Regions from separate parts of the Homo sapiens genome. Here region 2 is linked to region 1. Evidence: chromatin loops called from intact Hi-C (ENCODE). Cell type or tissue: PC-3. All regions are shown on one strand.

The links. Hi-C counts contacts between places; a loop is a spot of excess contacts. Peaks named below come from ENCODE experiments on the same cell type or tissue, not always from the same donor. Only the 100,000 strongest peaks of a DNase experiment are listed, where the experiment ranks them.
Region 2: it touches region 1 in a loop (11-fold over the local background); 44 of 110 quality-filtered maps call a loop at or near these places.

Annotation. Positions count from the first base shown.
Region 1 is chr15:90,142,086-90,144,585 of GRCh38, forward strand. No RefSeq gene overlaps it. Among named protein-coding and RNA genes, the nearest start is that of IDH2, 41 kb to the left of the region's middle. RefSeq lists an enhancer at 1,456-1,990. In PC-3, CTCF peaks have their summits at 1,221 (motif pointing right) and 1,430; a DNase peak (open chromatin) is centred at 1,256; H3K27ac peaks cover 564 bases.
Region 2 is chr15:90,285,621-90,288,120 of GRCh38, forward strand. No RefSeq gene overlaps it. Among named protein-coding and RNA genes, the nearest start is that of NGRN, 21 kb to the left of the region's middle. RefSeq lists an enhancer at 1,544-2,108. In PC-3, a CTCF peak has its summit at 1,246; no DNase peak of the experiment used is centred here.

The DNA.
Region 1 (2,500 bases):
TGCCCGAGCTCTCTTCCCTGTTTGGGACTTGGGAACGGGAAGATTTGGGAGGTGAAGAGCTGGGACTCCCTTTGGTGGAGAAAGCTTGGGTTTCAGCACTGACTTGGAGAGACCAAAACAAAGGGTTTTTGGCCAGGATAGAGTGATTCTCAGGAGGAAAGGCAGGAAAGCATTTCCCCATATTCAGGTAAGGAGAGAGAGAAAATTAACAAACTGTTGCTGTGGAGGGAGACAAACACCTTGATAAACTCAAGAAGCTGGTTACGGGGATCCCGGCAAACCCGCCGGCGCAGAGCACAGTAGTGGAGAGGCCCGGGGAATCCCAGCAAAAAACACCCCACCGGCTGGGCGCCGCGGCTCACACCTGTAATCCCGGCACTTTGGGAGGCTGAGGTGGGCAGATCACAAGGTCAAGAGTTCTAGACCAGTCTGGCCAACATGGTGAAACTCAGTCTCTACTAAAAATACAAAAATTAGCCGGGTGTGGTGGTGGGTGCCTGTAATCCCAGCTACTTGGGAGACTGAGGCAGGAGAATCTCTTGAACTAGGGAGGCAGAGGTTGCAGTGAGCTGAGATCACACCATTGCACTGCAGCCTGGGTGACAGAGCAAGGCTCCGTCTCAAAAAAAAAAAAAAAGACAAAAAGAAAAACACCCCACCAACCAGCAAACAAAACAACAAAAACCAAGGAGGAACGACCAGGAACAGTGTCTGTAGCCTCAAATGCCTTTATACCAGTGACGGTGACACCACACCGTGGGGCCCTGCCCCCAATCAACTGAAAAATGAGGCAGCGACAGTTGTGGGAAGCCATCAGTGGGAGGAGACCAAAAGACTAGAGTGGTTTTTTTCTGCTTTGTTGAAATACAATTGACAAATAAAAGTATACATATTAAAAGCATACAACGTGATGACTTGGTATATGGACACGTGAGATGATTATGACAATCAAGCTGATTGACACACTCATCACCTCCCATAGTTACCGTTGTTACCCATTTTTTTAAAAAAAACGAGAACACTTTAGAGGTACTCTCAAAAGATTGTTTTGTAAAGTTGTTTTTAAAGGTTGGGATCACCCAGACTCTAATTCAAGTGACCTTATGGGAGCCCGGGAAGACAGGATTGTAAGCAGGTAAAGGAAACCTCCACAATTCTGTTTCTTGGTGAGGAGAAAGCCTGTCTTGAAGGAGGTGTGGAGGAGGCGGGGGCCGGCAGCCAGTTGACGAACAGCCAGAAGGTGGCAGTGTCTACCTGGGGAGGGGCAGTGGGCTGAGCCCCTGGCTGGGGCGAGTCCTTTATCACACCACAGCCAGGGCCAGCTGTGTGCAGCCCCAGATTACTCCTTGACAAGACTCAGTCCCGCCAGGCCCTCCCCGCAGGCCTGTTTTTTATGCTGGTCTGGCCATGAGGTAAGGCTGGATAGGGACAAAGTGCCCGAGCATGACAGCTGCCCAGGCTGGGCCCAGTTGCACAGCTTGGGTGGCCCTAGCCTTCGAGCTCTAAATCGAGTCTCCTCCTACTCCTAGCCCATGGCAGTCGGGCCCCGGACATTCTCCTCACTGCTTCCAGGATTCTAGAGGGCTTTCCAGTGCCCCTGGCCCCAGTCCTGCAGTGTTGACCTCCTGAGTCCCTGCCTCTCACTTCCCGGTGATGTCCCTCTGCTCTGTGCCCATCCTAGAAAAAAAAAAAAAAAAAGCCCTCTTTCTATGCTTTCTTTTTTCTTTCTTTTCTTTCTTTCTTTTTTTTTTTTAATGAGACAGTCTTTTTCTGTCACCCAGACTGGAGTGCAGTGACGTGATCTCAGCTCACTGTAACCTCTGCCTCCCAGGTTCAAGCGATTCTCCTGTCTCAGCCTCCCGAGTAGCTGGGACTACAGACACCCGCCACCACACCCGGCTAATTTTTGTATTTCTGGTAGAGATGGGGTTTCACCATGTTGATCAGGCTGGTCTTGAACTTTTGACCTCGTGATCCACCCACCTTGGCCTCCCAAAGTGCTGGGATTACAGGCGTGAGCCACAACGCCCGGCTTTTTCGTATTTTTAATGGAGATGCGGTTTCACCATGTTGGCCAGGCTGGTCTCAAACTCCTGACCTCAGGTGACCCACCCGCCTCAGCCTCCCAAAGTGAAAGTGCTGGGATTACAGGTGTGAGCCACCGTGCCCGGCCTTTCTATGCTTTCTTGTCACATGAGCTACAGCTTTTACTGAAGGCTTGGGCAATAGAGGGGTGTACTGGGGTGTACTTAGTAGGAAAACAAACCATTTCAAAAAGAATAGTACAGATCCTGTTCTTAAAAGTCCTTTGAGGTCTGGCATGGTGGCTCATGCCTGTAATCCCAACACTTTGGGAGGCCAAGACAGGCAGATCACAAGGACAAGAGTTCGAGACCAGCCTGGCCAACATGGTGAAACCCCGTCTTTACTAAAAATTAAAGAATTAGCCGGGGGTGGTGGCATGCGCCCGTAGTCCCAGCTACTCAGGAGGCTGAGGCAG
Region 2 (2,500 bases), 140 kb after region 1:
AACGCCCAATTTTTTGTATTTTTAATACAAACAGGGTTTCGCCATGTTGCCCAGGCAGGTCTAGAACTCCTGGACTCGAGCGATCTGCCTGCCCTGACTCCCAAATTGCTGTGATTATAGGCGTGAGCCACCGCACTCAGCCTTGACTTTGAAATATATGTTGTGGGACTGGCGCGGTGGCTCACGCCTGTAATCCCAGCACTGTGGGAGGCCAAGGCGGGCGGATCACGAGGTCAGGAGATCGAGACCATCCTGGCTAACACGGTGAAACCCTGTCTTTACTAAAAAATACAAAAAATTAGCCGGGCGTGGTGGCGGGCGCCTGTAGTCCCAGCTACTCGGGAGGCTGAGGCAGGAGAATGGCGTGAACCCGGAAGGCGGAGCTTGCAGTGAGCCGCGATCGCGCCATTGCACTCCAGCCTGGGCAACAGAGCGAGACTCTGTCTCAAAAAAAAAAAAAAAAAAAAAAGAAAGAAATATGTGTTGTACATCCAGTCAGCAGTGAACTCTGGGGGAACACTAAAGATGAGGACAATGAGAGAAGAGATACCTCCAATTAAAGGAGTTAAGAAGAGATGCTTGAACTTATGTTTTAAAAAGTCACTGCAGGCTGGGCACAGTGGCTTATGCCTGTAGTCACATCACTTTGGGAGGCCGAAGTGGGCGAACCGCTTGAGCCTAGAAGTTTGAGACCAGCCTGGGCAACATGGAAAAGCCCCATCTGTACAAAAAATATAATAAATTGGCAGGGCACAGTGGTGCCTGTGGATGCAGCTGCTGGGGAGGCTGAGGTGGGAGGTTGAGGCTGCAGTGAGCTGAGATCCACCACTCCACTCCAGCTTGGGCAACAGAGTAAGACCATGTTTGGAAAAAAAAAAAAAAAAAAGTCACTGGGGTTTTCTGGATAAAACGTCTGTTTCCATAAGAAAAAAAAAAAAAAAAAGAAAAGAAAAAAAGGGCGGAGACAGCATGTATTATTGTTTCAAAATCATAACCAGATGCTTAGAGTAAATAATTATATCTATTGTTTCAAAAACCAATCTAAGGATTATTAAAAGTTAGTTTTATTGGATTTTTTTTTAAGCTGCACTGATTCCCTCAGGTCTGTCACTTCCAAGTCCATGTTTTACTACTTTGTAACCCTATTTGGAAGGAAAACTGCAACTAAGACTATGATCTATCCTGAGATGAAAAGTTTCACACATATACAGCACACACACCCCCCACCACAGTATGATGACACAGTGCCACCCTTAGGCAAAAGGGTACCACTGACAGCAAATGCATTTTTTTCTTTATTTCATCTAATTTTTTTTTCTTTATTTCTTCTAAAAGCAGCAAATGCATTTAACATTTTATTGAGATTCTCAACAGCTGCCATTTGGTTTATATAGCAAATTGTTTCTAAAGTAACTTTTTTTCTATTTTTGATATTTTTATGAAAATTATGTTCTTCAGTTTTAAAGCCCTGTCCCTCTCCCAAAGAAAGATTAATAACTACCTACTAAGTAATGAGTATTCGGGAAAATAACAAAAGCAAAAACAGCTTTTAAACACTTGTGAAACAAGGGTAAGGGTCCAAAGTCAAGACCTTCTGGGCCCATTGGAGGTGCTAGGCTTGCCTGGTGACACTATCAGCACTTCCCCATCCACAACATCCTCAACAGCTGGGAGCCCTGTGCGGACCCCGGTGTCGGGGGGCGGGGAGGGGGGCTTCCTGTTCCACAGGCTCCACTCTCTTTTTCCTCTCCACCACTGCTGTTGGGCCTCCCCTCCAAATCTGCCTAACAAAGGCAGCAGGATCTTTAATACTGTTCAGCTTTGTAAATGAAGACAGGATACTCTAGAAAGTTGGGAGATTCCCTGGTCCAGTCTGGGAGAGGAAAAAATATGCAATGTAGCATGGATGGTTTCACTTTCTTGTCCACTCAGCCACATGCTCATACTTATTAAATTAATGTATCAGATGCTTCCAAAGTCCTGACATGTAGCACAAAAGTTGCTTGTAAAAAATAAGTTGCAGGCCGGGCGCAGTGTCTCATGCCTGTAATCCCAGCACTTTGGGAGGCCAAGGTGGGTGGATCACATGAGGTCGGGAGTTTGAGACCAGCCTGGCCAACCTGGAGAAACCCTGTATCTACTTAAAAAATACAAAATTAGCCAGGCATGGTGGCACATGCCTGTAATCCCAGCTACTCGGGAGGCTGAGGCAGGAGAATCACTTGAACCTGGGAGGCAGAGGTTGCAGTGAGCCGAGATAGCGCCATTGCACTCCAGCCTGGGCAAAAATAGCGAAACTCCGTATCAAAAAAAAAAAAAAAAAGTTAAGTTGCAAAATGATGAAAATTCAGGCTCCTGATGACAAAGCTAGTTCTGATAAGTAGTTACTTTGACATATACGGCAGCTTCGCCTGTAAGTCCTGTGTTCTGAGGGTTTCATTTAGGCCACAGGAAGTTGGAATCCAAGTTTCAAAGGCTCTCTGCTGACAAAATGTGCTAT